Linked DNA regions of Homo sapiens: region 2 is linked to region 1. Evidence: chromatin loops called from intact Hi-C (ENCODE). Cell type or tissue: chondrocyte. All regions are shown on one strand. Links, peaks and the distances in the headings refer to the core of each region. The heading gives the core; the rest is flanking DNA. Region 1 overlaps ZC3H12B (zinc finger CCCH-type containing 12B). Region 2 overlaps ZC3H12B (zinc finger CCCH-type containing 12B).

What was found. A loop is a pair of places that touch in the nucleus more often than their neighbours do. Peaks named below come from ENCODE experiments on the same cell type or tissue, not always from the same donor. Only the 100,000 strongest peaks of a DNase experiment are listed, where the experiment ranks them.
Region 2: it touches region 1 in a loop (5-fold over the local background); 2 of 110 quality-filtered maps call a loop at or near these places.

The regions. Positions count from the first base shown.
Region 1 is chrX:65,462,483-65,467,872 of GRCh38, forward strand. The region is part of intron 5 of ZC3H12B (zinc finger CCCH-type containing 12B); the gene reads left to right. Among named protein-coding and RNA genes, the nearest start is that of LAS1L, 70 kb to the right of the region's middle. RefSeq lists an enhancer at 944-1,472 and a silencer at 1,107-1,401. In chondrocyte, for the core only: no CTCF peak of the experiment used is centred there; no DNase peak of the experiment used is centred there.
Region 2 is chrX:65,404,590-65,409,979 of GRCh38, forward strand. All of the region lies in intron 5 of ZC3H12B (zinc finger CCCH-type containing 12B), which reads left to right. It also overlaps the pseudogene TLE1P1. Among named protein-coding and RNA genes, the nearest start is that of LAS1L, 130 kb to the right of the region's middle. In chondrocyte, for the core only: no CTCF peak of the experiment used is centred there; DNase peaks (open chromatin) are centred at 2,317 and 2,861.

The sequences.
Region 1 (5,390 bases), core at 283-5,282:
AAAGCAAGACGCCGTCTCAAAAAAATAAATAAAATAAAATAGAATAAAAAACTTCATTAATCAGATACATTAAAAGTAATGTTTTATTTGCTCAGAGAACTTAAAAGACATCCCTGAAGTTGTGTAGCTTGAAGGAAGCATAGCTTGACCTTAGAAGGCAGGTTCTTGCTTACACACTGTTGGTGGGAATGTAAATTAGTTCAGCCACTGTTGAAAGCAGTTTGGAGATTTCTCAAAGAACTTAAAATGGAACTACCATTTGACCCAGTAATCCCATTACTGGGTATATATCCAAAAGAAAACACATCATTCTACCAAAAAGACACGTGCACTCGCATGTTCATTGTAGCACTATTCACAATAGCAAAGACATGGAATCAACCTAGTTGTCCATCAATGGTGGATTGGATATAGAAAATATGGTGTATATACACCATGGAATACTACACAGCCGTAAAAATGAATAAAATCATTTCATTTGCAGCAACATGGATACTTCTGGAGGCCATTATCCTAAGTGAATTAATGCAGGAACAGAAAACCAAAGAGTATGTGTTCTCACACATAAGTGGGAGCTAAACATTGAGTACTCATGGACATAAAGATGGGAACAACAGATACTGGGGACTACTAGAAGAGGGAGGAAGAAATGTGGGGAAGGGTTGAAAAACTAACTCTTGAGTACTATGCTCACTACCTGGGTAATGGGATTAAACATACCCCAAACCTCAGCATAATGTAATATACTCATGTAACAAAGCTGCACAAGTACCCCTTGAATCTAAAATAAATGGAGAAGAATGATGGTGGTATTTTTATGGGAATTGCATTGAATTTGTAGATTGCTTTTGGCAGTATGGTCATTTTCACAATATTGATTCTACCCACCCATGAGCATGGGATGTTTTTCCATTTGTTTATGTCATCTATGATTCCTTTTAAAAAATAAAAAGTGAATCAGTGGGCTTTCAGAAAGTTTCTTATTTTCATTTCCTGAGGTTGCTGTAACAAACTCGGTCAATAGAAATTTATTTTCTCACAATTCTGGAGGCCAGAAGTCTGAAATCTAGGTGCTGGCAGGGCTGCACTCTTTCCGGAGTTTATAAGAGAGAATCCCTTCCTTGCCTCTCCAGCTTTTGGTGACTGTTGGCATTCCTAAGCTTGTAACTGCATCTTTCCCTGTTCTGTCATTACATCACCTTCTCTTTTGTATATGTGTCTCCCACTGCGCATTCTTTTGTTTTCAGTGTCTCCCAGGCATTCAAAATATGCTGGTTTCTTATCACCACTCTAAGTCACGCAAGACAGAAACCAGTCTTTTTAGGCAGCTCCCCGAGAAGCCAGACCATTGAATACACATTTCACTTTTCTCTTCTCCCACTGCTGAAGCCATGAGCTAGTTGCTTTTTCCCAGTTTTGCCAAGCTGTATCAGCTTCTGTCTGTGTTGTTACAAGTTATTTGGTGCTGCCACAGCTGCTGGGCCCTCTTTTTTCTTAGTGGCTCCTAACCATCCAAATTATTCCTGTTTCCCATAAGTTGTTTTAGTCAGGTGAGACAAAAACAGCAGCTTCCCAAAAAGTCAGAATGTTAGATAAATGTTCTACTATTTTCTTACTCTCTCAAAGGAGAAAATGTATGTTGGACTTTTGCTCCCAATGGGAGATGTGTTAACCTGAGAGAGGGCCTGATATGGATAAAATTAAAAGCATTTTCATACCTATTTCAATGCAGCTGTTCTTAGCTTTGAGCTTCCCTGGGATACTTTGACTTCCTAACTGGGTTCTTATGTTTTTTGATTATGAATTCAATCTCTTTACTTATTATAGGTCTGTTTAGATTTCAAGTCATTTCCTGAGTCCGTTTTAGTATTTTGTCTTTCTAGGAATTTGGACATTTTGTCTAAATTATATAATTGGTTGGAATACAAATATTCATACTATAGCATTTCCATATAATAATTTTTATTTCTGTAAGTTCAGCAGTAATATCCCCTTTTATTCCTGATTTTAGTAATTTATGTCTCCTTTTTTTTAATCTCTGTCAATCTAGCCAAGGTTTGTCAATTTTATTGATCTTGTCAAACAAACTACTTTTTATTGATTTATTCTGTTTTATTATATGTATTTATTTATGTTCTAATATTTATTATTTTCTTCATTCTCCTTGAGTTTAGTTTCTTTTGTTGTGATTTTGTTTGTTTGTTTCTTAAGGTGAGTGGCTAGGTTATTGACTTGACATTTTTATTATTTTTAATGTCGGTTTTTATAGGTAGAAAACTTTTCTTTAAGCACTGTTTTGCTGCATTTCCTAAATTTTGGTATAATGTGGTTTGGTTTTGATTAATCTCAAAGTATTTTCTAATCTCCTTTGTGGTTTCTGATTTGAGCCACTGATTATTTAGAATCATCTGATTGATTTCCACATATTTTTCATGTTTTTGAATTTTGCAAACTTCCTTTCATTATTAATTTTATATTTAATTTCATTTTAGAGAGAACATAATTTATATTATTTCAATCTTTTTAAATTTATTGAGGCTTATGTATGCCCTAACATATTACCATATGTATTTGAGGAGTATGAGCATTCTGCAGCTGTCAGATGTAATGTTCTGTAGATTTCTGTTGTGGTTAGTTGGTTTGTAGAAATGTTGAAATCACCTGTTTTATTATTAATCTTCTGCTTAGTTGGTATTTCCATTATTGAAAGAGAGTATTAAAGACCTCAAATATTATTGTTGAATTGTTGGTTTCTCCTTTCAGTTCTGTCTGGTTTTGCTTTATGTATTTTGGGGCTGTGTTACTAGGTACATATATATTTATAATTTCATTGTCTTCTTGACTGGTTGATCCATTTATGATTATAAAGTGCCACTTTTTTTCTCTAGTAACATTTTTTTCTCAAAGTGTATTTTATTTGATACTAGTATAGCCATTCCAGCTCTTTTTTTGCTACTGTTTGCATGGCATATCTTTTTCCATTCTTTTACTTCCACCCTATTTGTGCCTTTTAACCTATAGTATGTCTGTTGCAGACAGCATTTATTTGGATCATGTCTTTTAATTCATTCTTCCAATTTGTGTCTTTTAATTGGAGAGTTTAATTCATTTACATTGAAGGTAATTACTGATTTTGAAGGACTTCTGCTATTTTGCTTTCTATTTCCTATATGTATTATGATTATTTGTGTTACTCTTTTCCTCCAATACTGCCTTATTTTGTGTTGAATAGTGATTTTCTAGTGTACCATTTTAATCTCTTATCTCTTTTATTATATTTTTGAGTTATTTTCATAGAGATTATTCTGCAGGTTATATTAACATCTTTTATTTTTTCCAACTTTATTTAGGTATATTTAACATTTTTAAGTTATATACATTTAAGGCATACAACTTCATGATTATATATATTTTTTTGATATAATATATTCATATATATATGTACACACACATTGTAAAATATTCACCACAAAAGCTAATTAGCATATCCATCACCTCACATAGTTATCATTTTTATATGTGATGAGCACACTTGAAATCTACCCTCTGAGCAAATTTCAAGTATATGATACAATATTGTTAACTATAGTGATATTGTTGTACATTAGATCACCAGAACTTATTTATCTTTCATTATTACTAAAACTTTATACCCCTTGACAGACATCCTCCCACATCTTCCTCTCTCCAGCCCCCAGTAACCACTCTTCTACTCTCTGTTTCCGTGAGTTTGACATTTTTAGATTCTACATATAAGTGAGATCATGGGGTATATATTTTTCTACATCTTGCTTATTTAACTTAGAATAATGCCCTCCAGATTCATCCAAGTTGTCACAAATAGAATGATTTTTTCTTTTATAGGACTAAACAATATTCCATTATATATCTCACATCTCACATCTCTCACATTATCTATATATATCATATTATTATTATTAGATAGATAAATAGACAGATCTCACATTATCATTATCCTGTTATCCATCAGTGGACATTAAGGTTTTCTCTTTATCTCAGCTATTGTGAATAATACTCAAATGAACATTGGATTGCAGATTTCTTTCCAAGATACTGATTTTATTTCTTTAGCCTATGTACTCAAAAGTGAGATTGCTGGATTGTAAGGTAATTCTATTTTTAATTTTGAAATGAATCTCCATACTATTTTCCATAAAGCGTTCCAATTTCCATTTCTCCCAACAGTATACAAAGGTTCTCTTTTCTTCACTTCCTGCCCAAAACTTGTTGTAGTTCATCATACTGATAATAGCCTTTCTAACAGGTGTGAGGTGTTATCTCATTGTGCTTTTGATTTGCATTTTCCTGATTAATAATTTTGAGCACCTTTTCTTATACTTCTTGGGCATTTGTATTTTTTTAATTTTGTTCTATATATATTTATATATATGTAACTATATATATAAAACCAAATATATATATATATATATATATATATATATATATATATATATATATATATTTCAATAGTTTTCTTGGTACAGGTGTTTTTAGGTTACATGGATGAATTGTATAGTGGTGAAGTCTGAAATTTTAGTGCACCCATCACTAGAGTATGGACATTGTACCAGGTAATAGTTTCTCATCACTAACCTCACAATCTACCCCATTCTGAGACTCCAGTGTCCATTATACTACTCTGTATGCCTTTGCATACCCATAGCTTAGCTCCCACTTATAAGTGAGAAGATACGATATTTGGTTTTCCATTCCTGAGTTACTTTTCTTAGAATAATAGCCTCCAGCTGCAACCAAGTTGCTGCAAAAGACATTATTTTATTATTCTTTTTATGGCTGAGTAGTATTCCATGATATACAGGTACCACATTTTCTTTCTCCACTCATTTGTTGGTGGGCACTTATGTTGGTTCTATATCTTTTCAATTGTGAATTGTGCTGTGATAAACATACATGTGCAGGTATATTTTTGATATAATGACTTATTTTCCTTTGGATAGATACCCAGTAGTGGGATTGCTGGATTGAATGGCAGATCTACTTTTAGTTCTTTGAGAAATCACCAAACTATTTTTCAAAGAGATTGTACTATTTACATTATCACCAGCAGCATATAAGCATTCTCTTTCCACTGCATCCAAGCCAACATCTATTTGCTTTTTGACTTTAATAATGGCCATTCTAGCTAGGGTAAGGTGATACCTTATTGTTATTTTAATTTGAATTTCCTTGACAATTAGTGATGTTGAGTATTTTTTCATATGTTTGTTGGCCATTTGTATATCTCCTTTTGAGAAATGTCTACTCATATCACTTGCCCACTTTTTGATGGCATTGTTTATTTTTCTTTTTACTGATTTGTGTGAGTTCCTTGTAGTTCTGAATATTAGTCCTTTGTCTTTGTCAGATGA
Region 2 (5,390 bases), core at 252-5,251, 58 kb before region 1:
CTATAAGAAGAGACAAAGAAAGTTACTATATAATGATAAAGGGGTAAATTCAGTAAGAGGATATATCAATTTTAAATATATATGCACCCAACACTAGAGCCCCTAGATAAGTAAAGGAAACATTATTAGAGCTAAAGAGAGAGATAGTTCCCAATACAATAATATCTGGAGACTTCAACACCCCACTCCCAGCATTGGACAGATCGTCAAGACAGAAAATCAACAAAGAAACATCAGACTTGATCTGCAGTATAGATCAAATGAATCTAATAGATACTTACAGAACATTTTATCTGTTGGTGGCAGAATACACATTCTTTTCTTCAGCACATGGATTATTCTTTAAAATAGACCATATGATAGGTCAAAAAAGTCTGAAAACATTCAACAAAATTGAGATAACATCAAGCATCTTCTCTGACCACAATAAAATAAAATTAGAAATTAATGATAAGATAAATTTGGGAAACTATACAAACACATGGAAGTTAAACAATATGTTCCTGAATGACGAGTGGGTCGATGAAACAATTTTTGTAAACTTCTTAAAACAAAAGACAATGGAAACACAACATACCAAAATCTATGGGATACAGCAAAAGCAGTACTAAGAGGGAAGTTTATAGCTGTAAGTCCCTACATCAAAAAAGAGGAATAACTTCAAATAAACAATCTAATGATACATCTTAAAGAAATAGAAAAGCAAAAGCAAACCAAACCTAAAATTAGTAGGAGAAAAGAACTAATAGGCTGGGTGTGGTGGCTCACGCCTGTAGTCCCAGCACTTTGGGAGGCCGAGGCAGGCGGATCAATTCAAGTCAGGAGTTTGAGACCAGCCTGGCCAACGTGGTGAAACCCTGTCTCTACTAAAAATACAAAAATTAGCCAGGCGTGGTGACAGGTGCCTGTAATCCCAGCTACTCTGCAGGCTGAGGCAAGAGAATCACTCAAACCCAGGAGGCGGAGGCTGCCGTGAGCCAAGATAGCAGCACTGCACTCCCGCCTGGGTGACAGAAGGAGACTCCATCTCAGAAATAATAATAATAATAAAATAAAGATTAAAACAAATAAATGAATTTAAAATGAGGAAAATAATACAAAAGATCAATGAAACAAAAAGTTGGTTTTTTGAAAAGTAAAACAAAATTGACAAAACTTTAGCCAAACTTACTAATAAAAGGAGAGAAGATTCAAATAAAAGCATTAGAAATGAAAAAGGAGACATTACAACTGATACTGCAGAAATTCAAAGATCATTTGTGGCTATGATGAGCAAATATATGCCAATGAGTTGGAAAATCTAGAAGAAATGGACAAATTTCTAGGTACATACAACCTATCAAGATTGAACCAGAAAGAAATCCAAAACCTGAACAGACCAATAACAAGTAATAAGATCAAAGCCATATTAAGAAGTCTCTTAGTAAAGAAAAGCTAGGGACCCAGTGGCTTCACTGCTGATTTCCACAAACATTTAAAGAGAACTGGTACCCATCCTACTAAAACTATTGCGAAAAATAGAAGAACAGAAAATACTTCTAAATTCATTATATGAAGTCAGCATTACCCTGAAACCAAAACCAGACAAAGACACAACAAAAAAAGAAAACTACAGTTCAATATCTCTGATGAATATCGATGCAAAAATCCTCAACAAAATACTAGCAAAACCGAATTCAATGTTACATTAAAAAAAAAAAATTCATCATGACCAAGTGGGATTCATCCCTGGGATGCAAGGATGGTCCAACATATGCAAATCAATCAATGCGATACATCATAGCAACAGGAATGAAGCATAAAAACCATATGATTATTTCAACTGATGCCAAAAAGCTTTTGATAAAATTCAACATCCCTTCATGATTAAAAAAAAAAAAAAGCTCTCATAAAACAGGGGATAGAAAGAACATACCTCAACATAATAAAAGCTATATAGGGCTGCGGGCTAGCGTCCCCCGCCCGATCGGGGCTGAACGGGGCTGGGCGGGGCTGGGCGGGGCTGGGCGGGGCTGGGCGGGGCTGGGCGGGACTGGGCGGGGCCGGGCGGGGCCGGCGCTGGTTAGCTCCTGAGTGTGAAACCGCGTGTTAGTGTAACCCACGCCAGAGGCGCGGGCGGCGGCGGCGGCGGTAGGAGCGGCGGCTGCAGGAGCAGCAGCAGCAGAAGCAGCGGCGGGTACTCTGTGCTCTGCGTCCCGGAGGCAGCCGACTGCGCCACCCCACCCTCGCACGGCCGGGCGGGACCCGCGCCACCAGCCCGGACCTCCGTCGTCCCGCGGCGACCAAAATCTCCGCTGGCCGCACCGCTGTGACTACTCCGGACTCGCCGGCAGAGTTTGCCCGCCGGGGAGGGTGGCCGATTGGCGGAGCGCACTCCTGCTGTTTCTCCCACCATCTCGTGGATGTCGTCCCTCGGGTGGTGAGAGAACTTTGCAGTGGGCTGGAGCGCCCTTTGCGGAGAAGCACACGAAGGTGAAGGAAGGAAAGAAAGAAGACCGAGGAAGAAAAGAAAGAAGACCGAGGAAGAAAAGAAAGAAGACCGAGGAAGAAAAGAAAGAAGACTGAGGAAGAAAAGAAAGAAGACCGAGGAAGAAGGGGCTCGGAAGAAGGGTCCGGAGCGGCCGGGCCGGCCGTGCAGGGCGAGTGCGCGCGAGGCGCGGCGCCCTGATGCTCCCCGAGCTCGAGGAGCAGCGGCCATTTGCGGGACTGCTCTCGGTGGAGTAGCCCCGTCGGGCCCGGAGGTTTGTGCAACCGCGGAGAACACCGAGTGCTGGTCGCACGGGGCGTGCCGAGCCGCCTTCCGGCGCGCCCTCCGCACTTTCCCCGCCTAGTCATCCCTCGCTCCCCGGCCAGGAGCCTCCGCCGCGTCCTCAACCTCTCTCCCTTTTGCGTCCCGGGACCCTGCGAGCACCCGGGCCGAGGGCGCAGCCGAGTCTTGCGGGAGTCGCCCCGAAAGCGTCGGGTTTGTGTGGGGTTAGCGGGGGCCGCCGCGCCACCTGCGCCTCGCCCGCCGCCGCCTCGGGGAAAACCCGAAGAGGAGGCGGACCAGGAGAAGAGCAAAGAAAAGCAGCCCGTCTGGATTTGTTTGCCCAGGACTGGCGCCGCGCACGCGGATCCCCGAGGGGAGTGCGGTCGGAGTCACCGCGCCCCCGCCTCCCCGCCCGGGCGACTGAGGCCGGGGGGTTGGAGCACTGCCCCCGCGCACAGTCCCCGAACGCCCGACGTCTCCGCGCAGGTTATTGAAGCAGCTGGGCCTGGGGCGCCCACTAATGTGGCCCTGAGGGCCGGAGCCCGCACCGACGGGAGCGGGAGCCGGAGCAGCTGCGGGCGCCGAGTGGCCGGTACGCCCGGCCTAGCGCGCCTGCGTGCGTGGCCACCTCGCTCCCCGCTTCTGCCTGGCTTTCCGGCTTAATTTTCCTCGGCGGGATTAAAGTTGGAAATTGACCGGAGAATTGAGTTGCCGGGGAACAGAGCCCCGGCCGCCGCCAGCGCGATGTTCCCGCAGAGCCGGCACCCGACGCCGCACCAGGCTGCAGGCCAGCCCTTCAAGTTCAGTATCGCGGAGTCCCTGGACCGGATTAAAGAGGAATTCCAGTTCCTGCAGGCGCAGTATCACAGCCTTAAATTGGAATGTGAGTAACCGGCAAGTGAAAAGACAGAAATGCAGAGGCACTATGTGATGTATTACGAAATGCCATATGGATTAAACATTGAAATGCACAAACAGACTGAAATCGCCAAGAGATTGAATACGATTTGTGCACAAGTCATCCCATTTCTGTCTCAGGAACATCAACAACAGGTGGCCCAGGCTGTCGAACGTGCCAAACAGGTGACCATGGCAGAGTTGAATGCCATCATCGGGCAGCAGCAGTTGCAAGCTCAGCATCTTTCTTATGGCCACGGACCCCCAGTTCCCCTTACGCCTCACCCTTCGGGACTTCAGCCTCCTGGAATCCCGCCCCTCGGGGGCAGTGCCGGTCTTCTTGCACTGTCTAGTGCTCTGAGTGGGCAATCTCACTTGGCAATAAAAGATGACAAGAAGCATCAAGATGCAGAGCACCACAGAGATGAGAGGCCCGGCAAGCCAGATTAGGACTTTGTCCTCATACTCTTACAGTGCTGCAAAGTTGTGTGGATCGCTAAAGAGAGCCCCAACCTATACAGAAAGCAAACAATGAGATAAGAGGAACTGTCTCAAAGCTTTCCACTGAAACACAGGTCACCCTGGAAGTTTGCAGGGTTTGCTGTGGGCATCTGTAGATTTCTCGATCTCGTTAGATTGCAGGCATCTTGACATCTTGGCAACTGCCTAGTTAATGCCAGTGGCCTGTACCATATTATGGAAAACTGTTAACTGCTTAATTGGGTAATTTTCAAAGAAAGTAATGTTGTTAAATGGGGTGAAATAAGAAGTTAAATTTGAAAGTGAATGTGTTCAAATGAAAGGTTTGATAATTGCATCTGTTACTACTTAGTTTCATAGGCTTTAATTCTAGTATGCATTAAATATTGGGCAAAATTGCACTTGACTAATTTTTTGAAGAAAAGTAATTTATTCTGTCAAGAAATAAAAAAATAGGCTTTGTGTATGGTTAAACTAAATCTTATGTTTACAAAATACTGTAATTTTCAGGAAATCACTGTATTAGGAATGTGCAATGACTTATATAAATGAAAGCCATTTTTAAAACTGAAAAAAAAATAAAAAAAATAAAAGCCATATATGACAGCTCCACAGCAAGTATCATACTGAATGGGGAAAACCTGAAAGCCTTTTGTCTAAGATCTGGAACATTACTAGAATGCCCACTTTCACCACTGTTATTCAACATAGTAGCGGAAGTCCTAGCTAGAGCAATCAAACAAGAAAAAGAAATAAATGGCAACCAACTTGGAATGAAAGAAGTAGTATTATTTTTGTTTGCAGACAATATGATCATATATTTGGAAAAACCTAAAGACTCCACACACACACACACACACACACACACACACACACACACACAATTAGAACTGATAAATTCAGTAAGGTAGGAGGTTACAAAATTAACATACAAAAAAAATCAATTGCATTTCTACATCCCAACAGTGAGCAATCCTAAAAAGAAATTTAAAAAGTAATCCCATTTACAATAGCCACAAATAAAATTCAATACCTAGGAATTAAAGAAGCAAAAGATTTCTCAAAAATTATAAAACACTGATGAAAGAAATTGAAGAGGACACCAAAAAATGGAAAGACATTCCATGTTCATCTATTAGAAGAATCAATATTGGTAAAATATTCATACTACACAAAGCAATCTACAGATTCAATGTAATCCCTATCAAAATGCCAACAACATTATTCACAGAAATAGAAAAAAATGCTAAAATTTATATAGGCA